Regions from separate parts of the Homo sapiens genome. Here region 2 is linked to region 1. Evidence: chromatin loops called from intact Hi-C (ENCODE). Cell type or tissue: PC-9. All regions are shown on one strand. Each heading gives the region's core, and the rest is flanking DNA. Links, peaks and the distances in the headings are about the cores only.

What was found. Hi-C counts contacts between places; a loop is a spot of excess contacts. Peaks named below come from ENCODE experiments on the same cell type or tissue, not always from the same donor. Only the 100,000 strongest peaks of a DNase experiment are listed, where the experiment ranks them.
Region 2: it touches region 1 in a loop (19-fold over the local background); 2 of 110 quality-filtered maps call a loop at or near these places.

Annotation. Positions count from the first base shown.
Region 1 is chr11:104,564,834-104,575,195 of GRCh38, reverse strand. LINC02552 (long intergenic non-protein coding RNA 2552) reads left to right here. Exons shown (of 4, transcript NR_120585.1): 2 at 2,599-2,639; 3 at 6,065-6,148; 4 at 6,275-6,707. Among named protein-coding and RNA genes, the nearest start is that of LINC02552, 39 kb to the left of the region's middle. In PC-9, for the core only: no CTCF peak of the experiment used is centred there; DNase peaks (open chromatin) are centred at 1,585 and 4,665.
Region 2 is chr11:104,447,292-104,457,653 of GRCh38, reverse strand. No RefSeq gene overlaps it. Among named protein-coding and RNA genes, the nearest start is that of LINC02552, 160 kb to the left of the region's middle. RefSeq lists an enhancer at 4,823-6,022. In PC-9, for the core only: no CTCF peak of the experiment used is centred there; DNase peaks (open chromatin) are centred at 5,133, 5,193 and 5,573; H3K4me3 peaks cover 1,654 bases; H3K27ac peaks cover 4,367 bases.

The sequences.
Region 1 (10,362 bases), core at 827-8,826:
CCACATTTTCTTTATGGAATCTGTCACTGGTGAGTATTTAGGTGGATTTAATGTCTTTTATGTTGTGGATAGTTCTGCAATGAACATTTCTGTGTATTTGTCTTTATGGTAGAATGATTTATATTCCTCTGGATATATACTGACTAATGGGATTGCTTGATTGAATGGTAGCTCTGCTTTTAGCTTTTTGAGGAATCACCATAATGCTCTCCACAATGGTTGAACTAATTTACACTCCCACCAACAGTATATAAGCATTCCTTTTTCTTGGCATCAGTTATTTCTTGACTTTCTATAGCCATTCTGACCCGTGTGAGATGGTATCTCTTTGTAGTTTGATTTGCGTTTCCCTAATGATCAGTGATATTGAGCTTTCTTTCATATGCTTGTTGGCTCCATGTATGTCTTCTTTTGAAAAGTGTCTTTTCATGGCCTTTGCACACTTTTTAATGAGGTTGTTTGTTTTTTCCCTTGTAAATTTGTTTAAGTTCCATATAGATGCTGAATTTTAGAACTTTGTCAGATGCATAGTTTGCAAATATGTTCTCTCAGGTTTTAGTTTGTCTGTTTACTCTGTTGAGAGTTTCTTTTGTTGTGCAGAAGCTCTTTAGTTTAATTAGATCCCATTTGTCAATTTTTGCTTTGTTGCAATTGCCTTTGTTATCTATGTCATGAAATCTCTGCTCGTTTCTATGTCCAGGATGGTAGTGCCTAGGTTGTCTTCCAGGGTTTTTACACTTAGGGGTTTTACATTCAAGTCTTTAATCCATCTTGAGTTGATTTTTGTATATGGTATAAGGAAGTAGTCCAACTTCAATCCTCTGCATATGGCCAGGCAGTTATCCCCTCACCATTTTTTGAATAGGTAGTCTTTTTCCCACTGCTTGTTTTTGTCAGCTTAGTTGAAGATCAGATGGTCATAGGTGTGTGGCCTTATTTCTGGGCTCTCTATTATGTTCCATTGGTTTATATGTCTGTTTTTGTACCAGTGTCATGCTGTTTGGGTTACTGTAGCTGTGTAGTATAGTTTCAATTTGGGTAACGTGATGCCTCCAGCTTTGTTTTTTATTTATTTATTTTGCTTATTAATTATTAACTGTGCCCAACCCATTTCTTCATGGTTGATTCAGAAAAGGAGTATCTAGCTTTTCAGTGTCCACGGTGAGAGGCAGCCCCTGCCTAGCATTAAGACTCACATAAAATGTGGGGAATGTTCCAATATGAGAAGGATATTCATTTGTTGGTCAGATAAACAGACAAAAGACAAATACTCACTAAACTGCATTTAGATAAAATTGGGAAGACAGAATAGATGACAGTGGTTAATGACATAGGTTTTGGCACTGGATTGATCTAAGTGTGAATTTTGGATCTCCTACTTTCTAAATATATAACCTCCAACATATTTCCTATCCTTTCTGAGCATCTGCTAGTTAAAATTTCCATAAGAGTAAAACTGTGTCTGCCTTATTCACTATGGTATTTCAAGCAGCTAGAACAATGTCTGGCAAGGAACAAAAGCTCTAAAATAGTTATTGAATGAATGACAAGGCCAAATCCCACTATTACACATGATGACAGCAGCATGTAACATGACTCCTAAACACTTAAATATTTTATTTGTTTTTATGATTATCCAACTGAAGTATTTCCCCATCAATAGACTAAGCTCTATGGAGTCAGGGATGATGAGGTTTTTAAACTATTTTTTTCTGTGACTGTTTAATTATTTGAGAAGATGTACACATTTACATTATTTAGTCATTGTTGAGAATTGAGAAATATCAATTCAATGGCAATACTCAAATATAAAAGATTTTTCTTTATGTATTTATTATTAAAATTAATATCTCCAATAAAATATAATAAATATTTTAAATTTATGTTCATAAAACTATCAGTAATCCACCTATTTTAAAATAAATCAGTGGCCATTTTTGAAATTTTTTCTAAGTACAATAATTCTACTTACTTAATAACATCATCTTTCTAACTAAAGAGAGTGCATGTAATTAAAAACAGTGTGGAGCTAATCACTTCTGAGACTGTCTTCCCTAGGCCTGTCAGGTTTGTCCCACACTTCCTGTTTAGGCAGGTCTCAGTGTGTCAACCTTTTGTGTAGCCATCCATTCTGACAGACCATTAAATATGCGGCCCCCCAACTAGATAAATGTGTCTATACAGATGTTGCTCCAGTGTCTCCTGGCACATAATTTATTTCCTGAGAGTAGATGAGGAACTCTTACAAGGAGGTATTATTATTACTATTATTAGGGCTAACATTTATCGAACCCTTGTTAAATGTCAGGCTCTATGCTAAGTGACTCATGTACAATTACTCTTATAATCTACTCTAAAACTAGATTAAATAGGGTCTATTATTATCCCCACATTACGGGTAAAGAATGGATCTTAGATAGGTCACATAGCTGGTAAGTCATAGAGCTGGGATTCAAACTGAACCCAGAACTCTATGTGAAACTTCTTCCCCATGTTTTCAGATTCTGACTACTAGTTTCTCTCTCCTCTGTTTTAGCAAAGGATTTTTTTTTAATCTTTGCATTTGTATTTTAACTTTTATTTTTTTCTCTTATAAAGAGAGCCCATTTTGCCTAAACAAGAACCACGATTATGTAAAGGTAAGTACTGAATGAGAAATTTTATATTGTATTACTAAATGTGCTTTCAGTCCAGAGTCATGACCTTATGACTCATGCAGCCAGACACAGCGATATGATAAAGATTTGGCTTGTTAGGGTGATATAATTGTGACATCTCTGTTACCCTAGAAATAAGTTGAGATTAGAAAGCACAGAGAATAGCAAAAAGGAGTTGCCCCTTGAACATAAATGTTTGGATTTTTAGCTCTTCTCAAAAATGATATGAAGGCAAAATAATTTTCCATTGTAGAGAAAAATAGCAGGACAGTGATGAAACATAATCTGACCTATTTATTTTTCAATTTTTCCAAAGAAATCATAAACACCTCTAAAACACATGTATACTGGTGGTGTTAGTCAACTTATATCACTGTCTGTGAAGACGATGCAGCAAATTCAATGAAAGTTGTATACATCATGGAAAAGTTTGAATTGCATGAAGAAAAGAAGCTGACGGAAGGTGGAAAATATTTTCAATACTTAGCAATTTTGAAATACACATTATTATTAACTATAGTTAACTCATTGCTCAGTAGATCTAAGAGAAACTTTGTACCCTTTGACCAACATCTTCCCGTTTCCCCCATCCCCAGCCTCTGGTAACCACCATTCTACTTTCTGCTTCCATGAATTCCATTGTTTTAGATTCCACATATGAGTGTTTGGCTTATTTCACTTAGCATGGTCCACCATGTTATCAAAAAGAACAGAATTTTCTTCTTTTTTTCAGGCTGAATAGTATATCTCTAATACTATTGTGTATAGACTATAATTTATTTACCTATTCATCCATTGATGGACACTAGGGTAGATTTCATATATTGGTCATTGGGATTAGTGCTTCAAAGAACATAAAAATGCAGATATCTCTTTGACATACTAAAGAGAATTGTCATATGATCCAGCAATTCCACTTCTGGGTATATATCCAAAGGAGCGAAATTTTTAAAAAGAGAGAGTATTTCATCATTTCAATCTTATATTCATGTAATGAGAATGTTAGTTATCATCAGGATCTCCTATTATCAAATTGTAGTTTACAACAGAGTTCAGCAAATCTTTTCTACAAAGGATGAGCTAGTAAATATTTTAGGCTTTTCAGGCTAATTGGTTTCTGTAAAAACTGTTCAATTCTGCCATTAATAGCATTAAAACAGCCATAAATAATACACAAAAAATGAGCATGGTTGTATTCCAATGAAACATTAAAAAGAAAAAAAACCAAATAGCCTATAGGCCATAGTTTGCCAATCCCTGGTCTGGAAGAGAGATACTCAGAAACACAAATCCTCCAGGTAAAAATAACTGAGACTGCTTAATGTCAGAGCCTTACAAGATCATACTGGGTAGCTTATGAAAACTGTTGCTAAGAAAGTTTGTGCTAACATTCTTCATATTATTTATGGGTATAAATACTGAGGGGAAAAAAACAAATGTATTGTATTAGCTTAAGATAATGAGATCCAGTTAAAAATGAGAAATATTTAACAAAGTCAAGATGATCTCATTATACTGCTGGTAAACCTAAGTGATTATTACAGATTCTGTGACAGCATGAGCAGGAGAACATCATGAGTAAATATATCCACTAGAAATATATAAATCAGGTCTGAGACCATTTCAGAATCTCAGATGTCTGATCATGGGCAATTTCTAAGCTCTTCATTGAGGTCCTTATAGACACATTTCCCATGTCCACCCTTGCTACTCTTTGCTTCAACATTTGCAGAAGATTTTAAAAGTCATGTGCAGTTATTTAGCAGGCACGCACACCTATGCATATACACACATATGGGCAAAGAAAAATGCATGTATTATTTGAAGAACTAGCATCTCTATGACAAAGGAATCATGGAGGATACAGATTTGAGATTCAATGACTGGAGAGAAAGAGGCTGTCTGTCCATCAAAGCACTATCCTTATTGATACTCTAGTCACAGACACTTTTGAAAGGTCTGCAGTTACTCTTTGACCACACTTTATCTGCTGAATGATCTCAATTACTCTGAAGACAAAGGAAAATATGACTAATACATTCTTTCTCTGGGCACAGGAAAGCTTATAATCCTACCCAGTCATCCAGAGGTTAAAATTGGGAAGATTTTATTTTTTAAAAAACTTGTTGCCAAATCCGCTTTTCCTCATGTTTTCCATGCATTGTGAACTATGCTGTCATCCATGCGATCACACAAGTTAGAAATATGAGAGTTGTTTCTTTCTCTTATCCTCCTACTCTTCATTTTCAAGCCCTGACATCTTGTAGATTCTATCTTCAAACCACTCCTCTGTACAAACACTGCTAAAGGCTTTCTTATCATCACCATTGCAGTTTTTTTTTTTTTTTTTTGAGACAGACTCTCACTCTGTCACTCAGGCTGGAGTGCAGTGGCATGATCACGGCTCATTGCAGCCTTGACCTCCTGGGCTCAAGTGATCCTCTCACCTCAGCCTCCCGAGTAGCTGGGACCACAGGTGCATGCCACCATGTTGGGCTAATTGTTGTATTTTTTGAAGAGACAAGGTTTCACCACATTGCCCAGGCTAGCCTCAAAGTCCTGGGCTCAAGCCATCCACCCACCTCAGCCTCTCAAAGTGCTGAAAGTGCTGGAATTACAGGCATGAGCCACCCCACCTGGCCATCATTACATCTAATCTACACTTGCGGAATAGTATCCTAAGATACCTATCTCTTGTCTTTAAAAATCTCGATTTCATCCTTTACATTGCTGCCAGAATTGTATTTTTAAAAGGTAAAGCTGATTATGTTCCCACTTTAAATGTTCCAATAAATAAACCATGCATGTAGGATAAATTTCAAGCCCTTGGCATAGCATACTTAGTTTTCTGTAGTCTATACTTGGTCCAAAAGGCAATAAATGTACCAGCCCTCTTTCCTGTGGAAATCAGCCCTACCTCCCTGGCTACAAATTGGTCTAACACAAAACTCATCATACCTTTTCATGTTGATGGGTCCAAGGAGTTGGTGTATGACCCAACATGGATCTATCAGAGTCCTCTCCTAAAAGTTTCAAACTCTAGTTGGGAAAAGAGTATTCCTTTCATCTCTGTTCATACAGTTAAGAAACTTGAGTCCAAAACTGAGGTCTGTTTAAAAAAATCTCTCTTCTACATTCCTCTTGTGCAATATTAGAAAAAAGAGTAGAGTAAGATACTCTACAGATAAGAGTAAAAATGAGAAGTGGATACCATCCTGCCATTTAAGTCCCTGGCCACAGCTGTCCCTAAGCCAGTTTCCATTTACCCTAACCCACTCTGGTTTTCCATCTTGTGATATGATCCAGTGAATTTCCTGTTTTAGCTTAGACTACTGTATTACGGTATTGCCACTGTAACTAAAAAAATTTCAATTAATGCAAATTTACATTTCTCTCTCTCCCTTTAGTTCTTTCTGTCACCTCTCTGAAGACCTGGTTCATATCTGCAGCTGCAACTCTATCCCTGAACTCATCTTTGAAACTACCCAGAGGTCAGAGGCAAAGGCCCACCATACTCTTTTTTCTTCTTTAATTTTATTCTTTTTTTTTTTTTTTGAGGGGAATTTTATTCTTATCTTACCTAATGTTGACTTCTTTATTTTTTCGAATCCCAACAGATAGACTGTCAAGAGCTTCAGAGCTTTACAACAGGATCTTCCAAGTGCCCTGAGAGGTCATGATGGAGCCAATAGAAATAAATCATACAAAACAAAGCCAGAACCTGGTGGGAGGGATGCTTACAAAACAACATAAACGAGAAGTTGTCTGAAAAAAAATTGTATGGAAGGAAGAAGAGATGAGATAAGGGAAATGAACTCATAATAGCCCCAGTTAAAATACTTACAGTAAAATATCATTAGTACTACTTGATGTTGGTGAAAGGCTCTAGACTCAAGTCAGAAGGCCCAATTTGTTGCTGTGATTTCTTGAACAAATTATGTAATTGTGTTGAGATTCAGTTTTCTTTTCTATCATTGGGTATTAATAACTTCTATGTGATGTCAGAGTTATGATGTGAAGTTAAAATAACTAATAAATGGGTAAACCCTGAAAATTTGATAGAATTTTGTGAATGAGAGAATCTTACAAATACAGTACCTGAAACCAAAAGAATTAAGTCTCAGCTTGAGGAATATCAGATACTAGGGCAGGCTAATGGGATAAAGGTCTCATTGATCTGCCACCTTCAGTCACACTGAAATGGGGCTATATTTTTTTTATTTACTTACCTACCAGTACTGCCAATAGTCAAAATAGTACTACTTTCCAAGTTATTTAACTTTTTTAGTATAACAGAAAAAAAAATCATTTCTAGTTTTCAAGGCATGGATTCAATGAGTAATATAGATTTATATCACTTGGTGAAGACATGGCAATTTCCCTGATACCACTGAAAAATAAATTTAAAAATGCTATTTGATACCTTCTTTAAAAGCTTTTTTTGTTTGTTTCTTTGCTGAAATGGCAAGGATTGAAGATAATTGGATTTACAAAACAACATAGCAAGAGCTCCCAATTTCAGTATTGTGACAGGTCCATTGATAAAACCTGCTCAGGCAGAGACCAAGTTGGAAGGAAGGATAGGTTATTATTTTAGTTCTCCTGAGGTAAAATAAATATTCTTAAAAACGTGCATCCATCCATCCTCTTTTAAGTAGAGAGGTCATCAGTCTCTTTCCTTATTAAAATGAGCACAAACTGAACATGCATAGATTGATTCTCTCTATTCAGTTGCAGTTTGAAACTTAGCCTGCTACACATTTTAACAGAATTTTCTACACATTTTAACAGACACACACTTTCTACACATTTTTAACAGAAGCATTTTAACAGACATTTCTCAATGTGGCTCTCTGACTTTATGACATCAGAGGAAGCAGTCTTCAACCTGGTAAAAAACGTAAAGAAAATGCAATGTCTACTTATAAACTTAACAAGAATATCAATGACAACTATTTTACCAATGAATTTAAAGATTTGGAGATTTCACATAATAGCCAGTAGCTCTTTGACATAAATATAAAGCTATATAATCCACAATTCCATTCTTTGCTTATTTTATGTTTTTCTGAAGTAGTTATTGAGCACCTATTGTGTGTAAAGAGCTGGAATGGACATAAGAATACAGAATGGCAATAGGTTCAAAGAATGCCAAGTACAGGAAGAGGAAAGATGCTGAGTTCTTGTCTGGATTTGACTTTAATTAGTTTTATGACCTTGGTTAAGTCACTTCTCCCATGTAAATCATTGAACACTTTTTTATTGAGGGCTTCCCATAGGTAGAAACAAGAATGACTGAGGAACAAATAAACCCGGCCTCAGCCTTTGTGGAACTGACATGGTAGTGGGTAAGATAAATATTAAAGAATTAAACACATAAACAAATATAAGTAAAGATTATATAAAGTGTAACCAAAAGTAAATAATGTTAAAGAATTTTTAAACATTGAGCTTCTGATTCAATCGGCCAGTCATGGAATACTTATCCGAGGAAGCAAAATTTAGACTGATACTTGAAGGAAGAAAGATTGCTGGGTGTAAATAACAAACGTGGAAGCGTAACAGATCTGAGGAAGTTCAGGCCAGTGTGGTTGAAACGCAGAGACCAAACGGAAGAAGGCAAAGGATGAGACTTACTAACCAGACACTGCCCAAATCCTGCAAGGCCTTACAGACATGGTAAGAAGTTTTGAATACATCCTAAGTCAAATGAAAAATCACCAACAGATATTAAACAGCTGCATGACATGATCAGATTTGCATTTTTAAAGATTACTCCGGCTGTGGTGTAAATAGTGGATTGAGAGTAAGATGCAGCCATTCGAAGTGGCAGACTAGTTACACACACTGAAATGTAATAATGCTGCAAAAAACATAATACTGAATGAAAAAGGAAAAGACAGAATGTGTTCCAAAGCACAATACCTTTATATAATGATAGCTTGATGAAAACACATACAAATAAAAGATTATATATTAAACCTCTTAAAATGGTTGCTCTTGAAAGGCTAAATAGGGATAGCAATGGGGGTAAAAAAAAATAACTCAATAAAACAAGAGAGGGCTAATAAATGGACCAGCAACAATAGTAGGTTATACGCTAATGAGCATGATAAATTCTTAAGGGCCCTAGTATTTTTAGAATGGTAAATGAGCATGGCTTCAACTTAATGTCACCAGGTGCTTAGCCTGTAAAAAGAGAGTCAGGCTATCTTTAGAAGTTTTGAAGCCAGACATTGGCTTCTCCTCTCTAGCTATGAAATTCCTAGACTGCATCTGCTTCCAAGAGAAGGCTGTTTCATCTACATTGAAAATCTGTTCTTGGATGTAGTCACCTTCATCAATTATCTTAGATAATCTTCTGGATAATTTGCTGCAGCTTCTACATCAGCACTGGTCACTTTACCTTGTCCTTTAAGGTTATGGAAATGGATTTTTTTTTTTCCTAAAACCTCATAAACCAACCTCAGCTAGATTCACACATTTCTTCTGCAGTTTTCCCACCACTCTTAGCCTTCACGGAATTGAAGAGAGTTAGGGCCTTGCTCTGGATTAGGTTTTGGTTTAAGGGAATGTGTTGGCTGTTTTAATCTTCTATCCAAACCACTAAAAGTGTTTCTGTATCAACAATAAGGCTGTTTCCCCCTTTTAATCATCATGTGTTCACTGGAGTACCACTTTTAATTTCATTCAAGAGCTTTTCCTTTGCATTTACAACTTGACTAACTGGCACAAAATTCTAGCTTTCAGGCTGTCTCAGGTTTCAACATAACTTCCTTGTTAAGCTTAATCATTTCTAGCTTTTGATTAAAGTGGGAGACGTGCAACTTTTCCTTTCACTTGAACACTTAGTGGCCATTATAGGGTTGTTACTTAAACTAATTTCAATACTGTTGTGTCTTGGACAATAGGAAGGCCTGAGAAGAGGGAGTGGGATGTGGGAATAGCCAGTCAGTGGAGAAGTCAGAACAGATACAACATTTATCAATTAAGCTTATCATCTTATAAGGGCACAATCTGTGGTGCCCCAAAACAATTATAATAGTAATGAGAGGTGACAACGTGCTAGCAGCCCTTGCTCACTCTCAGCACCTCTTGGACCTCGGCATCCACTCGGGCCACACTTGAGGAGCCCTTCAGCCCACTGCTGCACTGTGGGAGCCCCTGTCTGGGCTGGGTGAGGCCGGACCCGGCTCCCTCTGCTTGCGGGGAGGTGTGGAGGGAGAGGTGCGGGCGGGAACCCAGGCTGCACGCGGTGCTCGCGGGCCAGTGCGAGCTCCGGGTGGGTGTGGGCTCGGCAGGCCCCGTACTTGCGCAGCTGGCCCCAGGCAGTGAGGGGCTTAGCACCCGGTCTAGCAGCTGCAGAGGGTGCGCCAGGCTACCCCAGCACTGCTGGCCCGCCGGCGCCGCACTTGAATTCTCGCTGGGCCCCAGCCACCTCCCCATGGGGAAGGGCTCGGGACCTGCAGCCCACCATGCCCAAGCCCCCCTGTGGTAGGATCCCACATGGCCTGAGCCTCCCCGGCGGGCGCTGCCCCCTGCTCCACAGCGCCCAGTCCCATCAACCACCCAAGGGCTGAGGATCGCGGGCGCGCAGCACGGGACTGGCGGGCAGCTCTGCCCGCGGCCCTAGAACGGGATCCACTAGGCGAAGCCAGCTGGACTCCTGAGTCGGGTGGGGTCTTGGAGAACTTTTATGTCTAGC
Region 2 (10,362 bases), core at 923-8,922, 120 kb after region 1:
TCATATATATTTATGCACGTAGTCTGAAGGTAGTTTTATAAAATATTTTTAATAATTTTGTACATAAAACAAAGTTTGTGCACACTGAAACATCAGAAAGCAAAGGTGTCACTATCACAGCCACCCATGTGGACAATCTGTGTTGTCTGGTGTCACTATCATTCCTGACTCTAAATTTGTATGCCACTGATAAGCAATCATTTTTTACACTTATTCACACATAATCACTTAAAAGTAAAAAGTATGACATACCAATAATACAATGAAAAAGCAATGTGTTCAGGGTTACTAAGCAGCATGGTAGCATCACCAGAGTACACCCGTGTCAGCTGTTAAACAAAAGCAATGACAAACAACTGCAGGCTTTTGGTCTGTCCCTACCTACAATGCTGTATTTGGCTAAAAGGTTAGTGTGTACCGTATTTTATTTTTTCAGTGAGAAGAAATATCAGAAGCATTTGAGGGCCCCAAAATGTGGGTCCTGCAGGGATGAGGAGGCATTCTGTTAGATAGCCTTTTAAAATGTCTTCTTCAGAGTCATCTAACTCAGTAACAACAGTTTATGCCTCAGAGGTCTCTTTTTGATTCTATTAACTGACATAATTTATTGTTCTGTGGTAAGTGCACATGGCTCTAGTCCTTCATTAAGCCCATCGCACATTTTCACCATATTGTCTAAAGGCAGTTTTTCCACAGCTATTTCCGCACTTTTTAATGGAAATTCATAAAGAAATGGCATATCATCACTACATGTGCCATTTTATTACTCTTTGTGGGCCTGCTTGAATGGGGGAATCTGAGTATGCATGTTAAAGATATATAGCAGCTAAACGGGTTTAAGGGGTCTCATTTTTTCTTGCAGACACTGAATAAACTGTGTGTTCTGTGCATTTTGACTGCAACCCATTACATAATGTTGGGTGTGGAATTTTCCGCTTGTGGCAATCATTGTCAGCACTCAAAATGTTTCAGATTTTGGAGCATTTTGGATTTCCAGTTTTTGTATTAAGGATGTTCAACATGTACTGACTGCCACACCAAAAACTTCAATAGGAATAAATAACTACTTGAAGAAGACTATTAACTTCTACCGAGGCCCAATACTCTCATATATATGACCACAACAATATCTATGTCACGGTATTGCTACTCAAGTTACATAAAATGAACATATTTTTTTTAAAGTATATAGAAATGCCTTATTAGTTACTTTTAGCACCAGATTATCATATGTGTACATGAAGAATATCTCTACCATGAATTCTAATTATCCAAGTTTTATATGATTTTTAAAAAGCAAGGCAAATATTTCCTTTTTATTCCATTTTAAAATCATGAATGAAAGAGTTCATCTCACCCTCATTCATAAGTAAATATTAAACTTTACACTTGTGTTTCATATATTCTTTATACCACTGCATCACTGTATGAAATTTTAATGAAAGGTAGTCTTTATTTTATGCATTACGAGAAACAATTTAAATGTAATTTTGGAAATTTTAGCAGCAAATATAATTTCACTTAAACAATGGGAGTATCTTTTTAAATTGTTGTATCTTTCCAGTTCTTTCTAGATTTGTTAAATTTGTTAAATTAATTTGTAAAACCAATTCTTATGTAATAGGGACTCTACATCAGTTTGGCATCAAAAATGGCCCAAAAGCTAAGGAAACATTGGGGAATTCATACCTATGAATTCTGGAGATAATTATTTCTTAGCTGAAATTCAGAAACAGCTAATTGCTTAGAATAAAGTATGATGAAGAAAGAATATTTTCCAAGATTTTAGGAGAGCAAAGGAGCAAAATACCAATGTATGACAGAGGTGGTGGGGAGTTGGAGAAGAAGAAAAACATATATAAATTAATCTTTTATATTGTCCCAGAATGCTTTTGTAGTTGCAGAAACATGAATATTAAAGATATAATCCTTCTAATTAGTTTTTTAATACTTCCAAAAACTCAGTTATACCACCTTTGCCTTAGGGTATAATTTAGTCAGAATTTCATATAGCCACTTACCACCACCCACATAGTCAGTCCCTTCTATTATTCTGTTTCTTGCAATAGCCACTCAAGCAATTAGAACTTTCATATTATTTCTTATGTTCCATAAGCTGTTTTTTAAAAATTACCAACCAAATAGACCTTAGAAAATATTCAGAGTTTAGTAGTAAACTCATAAGTCACCATAGGTAAGAAACTGGCCATATGTTGTCTGCAGCCTGAAATCCTGGCCATTCATGTGCTGGCCTTTCCAGTATCAGCTCCTATAATCTGCCCCTTTCACTTAGTTAATGTCCATTGAGTATCTGCTATGTGCTAAATGCAAACACAGCAGATGACAGGAAGCCTTGACCCTTCCGTGTTGGATATACCATCTCAGACTCATTGACAATATCCAGTTCCCCAAACACATCATGCCCTTCTAGGCGCCCTCTCTTCAGTTGCTTAGAGACAGGAGATTCATCCTTCATGGGACAGAAAGTGAATGTTCTTTTTAAGAGGTAAAGCAGCTGTGTAAATGCTAGAGATTGAAGCTTGGCCTCCAATGCCAAAGACTTGCTGTTACCTCTTTCTAGATAAACAGAATCAAGTCATTGCCTCTTCCTTCTCAGCGCCCCTCACCCCACCACACACATAAACACTCTCATTGATAAGATCGTGGACTTTGGAGTCAGAAGCCCCCTAAGGTTGCTGTGAGTTTGAACAACTTTATTTAACATTCAGAGTCTCAATTTTTATTATGAAACTAGGAAAATAATAGTATTTATTTCATCGTGATTTCATAAAAGTTTTTAAAAGACACCTAAAGTCACATGACTCAAGAATGCTATAGATTAAAACTGAAGATCAGAATAAATGTACCTGCTATAATTTGTATGTTTGTTCCCGCCAACTCTTATGTTGAAATTTGATCCCTTATTTTGCAGGTGGAGCTTAACAGGAGATGGGTGGGTCATGGGGATGGATACCTCAAGAATAGATTAGTGCCCTTCCTGGAGGAAAGAGGCCTGGGGTGGGGGAGGGAGGGATGGCTGCAAGTGAGTTCTCACTCTACTGTTACCATGAGAGCTGGTTGTTAAAAAGAGCCTGGCACTTCCCCTCTCACTCTCTCTGCTTCCTTTTTCAATGTGTGATTTCTGAGCACCCTGAGTCTCTTTCACCTTCTGCTATGAGAGGAAACAGCCTGAGGCTTTCACCAGATGCCCAGCCTTCCAACCAGCAGAACTATGACCCAAATAAACCTCTTTTTATTAATTACCCAGCCTCAGGTATTCCTATACAGCAACACTAAATGGACTAAGATGGTACCCCTTAATCTGCATCACACTTCTTGGCCAATAGCTCATGACAAGGAAAAGAAAAATATGATCATAATAGAAGCTGGGGGGATATTAAAAATAAATCAAATGAATGGAATGATGGGTTTTATATGTTGACTAGAATATGGGAGGACAATGATGAGCCACGTTGAGAAGTGATACGATATCATTAAATCCACCAGAAGACAATCATTCTGGAGGCCATTTTCTGTCTCCTGTTTCACTACTAACAATGGTTCTGAGAAAGGAAGTGATCATAACCTGAACAAAGATAGAGTTCTCATGAGTCCTTTTTCTATTAGTTTTAATAGCACCATGTTGTCATAGCCACACTGACCCATCTCTACTAAAAACTGCATTCCCAATCAAAATGATTCTTCTGGTAGAAACAGCAAGTTCTGCCAGTGTGAACACAAAAGAATGAAGGTGATTCAGGAAATGAGAACTCGGCATTTATTAAAAAACGTTATCTATATAGTTCTAGATCATCAAGATATAATTGTTAGCTTTATCAATAATAAAAGGGAAATGGGTGTACTGAAAGTTTTTAAAGACTGAGTTACTTTGGGTTCAGTGTAAGTTTATCCTAATACCTGAGTATTAAGAGCTTTTTAATATAAATTCATAGAGTAATATTGAGTGAACAGTTCAAACTTTGATTTAATATTAAGTTTCCCAGAATACTAAATCTTGAAAACATAATCATTTCAAAAACAATAGATTATTATTAAAATCCCCAGGGTTAAAGATAAAACTTATACTGTGAAGACAAAAGTAAAAGTATTGAACTAAATATGAAGTTAAACAAGGGAACTAGCAATTGACATTTAGTAGAAAAGGATGAAACAGAGAGGGTTTTGTGTGTTTATGTTTAAAGATTATAACCATAAAGTGTATGGTATAAAGGTAAGTAAAGGAGCTAGACACTCCCGTGCTGTGATTTATGAGGCCCTAGAAAAACTATTCTGTTTTTTAAAATATGTTTTTTCTATCTCAACTATCTAGAATTTTATAAAACCAGAAAATTCCCCATCACTGGTATTTTTCTTTTTTCTTTTGTGATGTGTTAATCCTTTTTTCAATACAAAGTTCAACTTATAAGAAGCTCTGAGCTCTTTACATATACAAGAAATGAATTTAATCTCTCACTTTCCCTCCAACAACTAGTTGATAAGGAAAGTAATCCAGGAAGGAGGGAAATAAGGAATTTGGGTACAAATAGCATCAGGTGTGTTAGAATAATTTTAAGCAGGAGAAGGACTGCTAAAAATCACTAAATCCCTGGATTTGGAATGCTAGGCGTAGAAGACTGGGAAAAAAAAAAAAACAAGACCAGACAAAGGAGAGAAAACATTAACAGCCTCAATACCTGTGTCTCCATTTCACCCTCACTGTGGTCATAGTCAGCCTATCATACATGAACTTTTTCATTCTTTTGGAGGAATATAGCAAAGAAGGATATAGTGGAGCTACAGCAGCTTTTATGTCAATGGCCAAAGGTAATGTTGAATATGAATTTAATCTACAAAGGCAGTTACATAACTGGAGTAAAATGTGAGCCACATTCCTTTCTTCTATAGTTCACCAGCAAACACAAGTTTGGAAGCTGGTGGTTCTTCTGGACATACAAGTCTTCACACACCACTTTCTGGGACATGAGTAATGCTTCAATTTCATTGTTTCCATGGGGACAGAAAATCTCAATGTGGTACTAAGCACCAGAGGTAGAGAATCAGTGCCTTTAAGAAAAGGAAAGGTGAGATCCTGAGCCCCAAAGGACACAGGGTTATAAATAAGCTTTTATATTCTGGAACAAACCCATTTTTTCCCAAGACTATACCCCAGGATCAAGAGAGTTAAAATCCACTCATTATTTACCAATTTTACAAATGAGGAAACAAAGTATAGAAAACTGATGTGACTCAGCTGGGTGTGGTGGCTCATGCCTGTAATCTCTGCACTTTGGGAGGCCTAGGCAGGTGAATCACCTGAGGTCAGGAGCTCAAGACCACCCTGGCCAACATGGTGAAACCCCATCTCTACTAAAAATACAAAAATTACCTGGGCGTGGTGGCATATGCCTGTACTCCCAGCTACTCAGGAGGCTGAGGAAGGAGAATCGCTTGAATCCAGGAGGCAGAGGTTGCAGTGAGCTGAGATCACGCCACTGTACTCCAGCCTAAGCAACAGAGTGAGACTCTGCTAAAAAAAAAAAAAAAAAAAAAAAAAAAAGAATAAAACTGATGTGACTCACTTGGAGGTAAAATAACTAGAAGATAGCAGAGGCAGGATTTGACATCATCTCTCAGTCCAGTGCTCACTAGCCAGCTGAAATTTCCCAAGAGGATTTTGGAAAACAGCCAGAATAAATATTCCTCCAGAACATATCTGTAGAGGTGATTTCTATATAATATCATATGAAGGGAGATTATTCTTATTTTGATACATTTCAAGAATTTAACTCAGCCATTCACATTCTTGAACTATAAAATACTTACCCGTCTGCAGATAACAAGAGTAGTTTGTCAGTGTCTGTAACCAGGCATGGAAGCCAGGGAGACAACATCCAACAACAAAAAGATGGGGAGTAAAATCACAGGAAAGCTAAAAATATAGAATCCCAGAGTGAACAGAATGCAAAGTTCATTTTATCTTGAGAAAACACATTTTTATGGAAAGGGTTAAGGATGTTGAGTCCAGAGACAAATTTTTACGCCAAGATTCACAAACCAATGTAAAAGACACCTGCCTTAAACTCATTTTTTAATGAAGACTTTTCTTTTCATAACATGCTGATAGTAACAGACTAAATTTGTCTCCAGATATGCCCTTGAGAAAGATGGAAGGGAGGCTAACCTGCCAAGTGGGTCTGTCAATTCAACAGCACTTGTCTTCACTTCCAAGGGGCGGAACTAGAGGCAAACCTGTCAGTAGCCAGCAGCCACACTCCAGGAAAGCCAAGTACAAACACCAGAAGGCCAGGAACAGAATGAGAGCCCGATTCCCAGTGCCTTGCCAAGGATCATAGTCAGATAGACTGGGCAGAGGAAAGGTAGAATGGGACACATTTGGGAAGGGTACAAGGATATTATTACCTAAAGGAAATTACCTAGTAGCTTCCATAACTTTCTTCTTCCGTTGGTGGGTGAATTCTCTGTGGTTAAGAAAGCTGGAGTCACTGTAAAGTTCATATACATATATGTTTTCAAACTGTTTTTCTGTCCCAGGGGCTAAAGCTTAACAGTTAAGAACATAAACTTTATGATTAGACCAAATTTTAATTTTCCTCTGAATCTTACTCAAGAATTACTATTTGACTTACTGAGTTTCAGTTTCTCTATTGATAAAACAAAATAATAGCATTTAGCCATCTATTCTACTGTAAGACTTAACTGAGAAAATAATATAATACCCCAAGCATAATTCCTGACATATAATAAACACAGAATATTCTGCTCTTGGCCCTCTGGTGTTTGTACTTGGCCTTCCAAGGGGGCAGACCTCCTGGAAATCAACATAGTGCTGGTGAATTGACAGGCCTGCCTGCCAGGTTAGCCTGCCCTCCATCTCTCTAAAGGGCATACATGAAGACAAATTTAGTCTGTTATTATCAATACCATATTATAAAGAGAAAAGTCTTCATAAAAAGAGGCTAAGTCAGGTCTCTTTTACATTGGTTACATCTGAACACAGACTATACAAAGTAATTGTATTTTATCGTCTCACAATTTATCAAGATGGATATCAATATTAGCTGATAAATTGCAATTAAACACAACCAAGTTGTTCATGATTATTAGGCTATCAACATAGGATTTGAAAAGAACAGGACAAAAGGTTAATGAGTGATTGGTAAGCAGGTATAAAAGAGGGTCAGCACCGATATACAAGGTCAACATACCACAGCATCATTTCATTCCATTAAATTTTCTTTATGCTAAGCTTTATGTGAGAAATAATTTTCAGAAAGATGCAAATCTCTCTGTGGCACAATATTAATTAGTGATGTTAATAGCAATAGACATTTATGAAAATGGGGATAGAAATGTGTCATTTGCAAGCTTGTTCACAGATTCTCACAGAGCATTTTACTTTGAAGATCATTGTTAATTTCTGATTATTTGCCCCCAAGAGGCATCCAGTGCCAAAACACAAGATGTGAATGAAAAAATACTATTACCAATAACCAATATAAGAAAGAAATATGTCATATATCATTTTTAACCTTTTTTACCACAAAATTAATAATATATTTCTTAGTTTTGTCAAGAAAACCTTTGAACCAAATTTAATTCTAATATTCCTTAGATATTGTGGGATATAAAAGTATTAATGAGTATGTTACATATTTGAAAAAAATAACTATTAACTCTTGCATCAAATGTTTATTGGTCATCCTCTGCATGAGGCAATGTCCTAGACACTGAGCTAGAGATATGGATAAATATATTTTGAAACACATTTAAGCAATAGTACCTATAAATAGATCTTTAATGTATAAACATAGGGTACTTCTAAAATCTGTATGCAAAAGTAGGTAAAAAAGTAATTAAACTTTTACATTTAGACTAGTTAATATATTTTTGGAATGACTTTGGCCAAAAGTAAATGAATTATAGTTTTAGCTTGTTTATAAAGCCAATGAAATCATTTCCTATTTAAAAAATCTTTGGTAATACTAAAATATTAATCATCTCTTAAACCAATCAGTCACATCAGATAGAAAGCCTTCCCACAGATACACAAACATGTGCCCATTGGCTATGGAAAAGCACTCCAGCAATCTAACACATTTCTCTCAAATGCGTATATTTTTGTAATTAGGAAAATAATTAAATTCACGTAGTGAATTTCTCCCAGCTTGCTCAAACACTTCATGGCTCATTGATTTAGATACTTTGAGCATGTTAATGACAAGTGACACCCCTAGACATGTGAAATGTGATGTAACTCCTCCAGGACATCATTTACTGCACCTTTGTGGTCTAAAAGATAAAAAAGGTATGCTGAGATGAATCACTTTTATGAATCTGTAATGTATTATTAATTCATGTATTTTTCACAGTTATATTGAATAGAATATATAAATAAAATACAACCATATTCCAATCACGGCAAACTGTATACAACAACACAAGAGAATTAAATGGTCAGCAGGTAGTACTAACTAAGCTATATTTTAAAGTTCTCCCCAAGTAACGTGTCATGTGGTATGGCAGCCAGGGACCTATGCTGGTCCCTTTGTGGATCAGCCACAGAGGGGAGGAGCTAGCTGAGAGCCTCCCAAAGGGAAGGAGCTAGCTGAGAGCCTCCCAGTACAGCACCTTTAAGATCCACTGTGATATTGGAGCCAAGGCCACTCTCTCCTTTGACAGCTTGAAAAATACATTAAAGCCTGATGATGGTACCAGGGCTTGGTACACTTCTACTCATTGTCAACTCATCTACATGGAATGTTGTGCCAAAGCACTCTGTTAAGTGGACTGAGACTTTTCTCTGAGCACCACCACAGTCTAAGGCTTTTCCTATGCAACCATCTTCCTTTTTCCTCTCCTTCAATAGGTGCCAAATCTTTTTATGATCTAACAGTCTTCCCTGCCTACTCCTGTTCTCCCCTCCTGTCCATATTTTTCAAAGCATTATTCCCAACGATCCTTTTGTACTTCAAACTGCATCTTGGTGTTTGTTTCTTAAATGTGTGCAGTTTTGTTCAACATATAGTAAACCTTGGAACCTAAAGCAAATACAGAGTATCACCCCTGAACTCAAGCAACCAAGAATAAAGTGGCTTTTACTGCTTATATCATGCTATGTTAGCTAAAACAGTTTTCCCCATTTTTGTAGTGCATAATTCTAAATAATCAGATCAATAAAAGCTTTAAGATCTTTGTGAAGAGCACAGGTATTTATTTAATCTCTCCCAACATTTTTAATTTGTCTATTGTGAGTTCATATTTTGTATTTATAATACATTACATTAAAATATATCTAAATAAAATATATTCTAAATATTCACCTTTAAAAAATTAAACTATTAATAGTGATTATGAAATGATACTTGTGCCTCTAGGTCTTTGAGGTATCACCACACTATCTTCCACAATGGTTGAACTAATTTACACTACCACCAACAATGTATAATAAAAGCTTTCCTTTTTCTCTGCCACCTTGTCAGCATCTGTTGCTTTTTGACTTTTTACTAATAGCCATTTTGAATGGTGTGAGATGGTATCTCATTGTGGTTGTGATTTGCATTTCTCTAATGATCAGTGATGTTGAGCTTTTTTTTTCATATGATTGTAGGCCTCATGTATGTCTTCTTTTGAGAAGAGTTTGTTCATGTTCTTTACCCCCTTTTGAATGGGGTTTGTTTGTTTGTTTGTTTGTTTTCTGGTAAATTTGTTTAAGTTATTTGTATAGTCTTGATACTAGGTCTTTGTCAAATGGATAGATTGCAAAACTTTTCTCCCATTCTGTAGGTCGTCTGTTCACTCTGATTACAGTTTCTTTTATTGTACAGAGCTCTTTAATTAGATCCCATTTGTCAATTTTTACTTTTGCTGCAATTGCTTTTGCCATTTTCATCATGAAATCTTTGCCTGTGCCTACTTCCTGAATGGTACTGCCTAGATTTTCTTCTAGGATTTTTATAGTTTTGGGTTTTACAGTTAAGTTTTTAATCCATCTTGAGTTAATTTTTGTATACAGTGTAAAAAAGGGGTCCAGTTTTGATTTTCTGCATATGGCTAGCCAGCACTCCCAGAATCATTTATTAAATAGAAAGTCCTTTCCTCGTTGCTTGTTTTTGTCAGGTTTGTTGAAGATCAGATGGTTGTAGGTGTGCCGTTTTATTTCTACATTCTCTACTGTTCCATTGGTCTATGTGTCAGTTATTGTACCAAGACCATGCTGTTTTGGTTAGGTAGCCTTGCAGTATAATCTGAAGACAGGTAGTGTGATGCCTCCAGCTTTGTTTTTGCTTAGGATTTTCTTGGCTATTTGCGCTCCTTTTAGGTTCCATATGAATTTTAAAATAG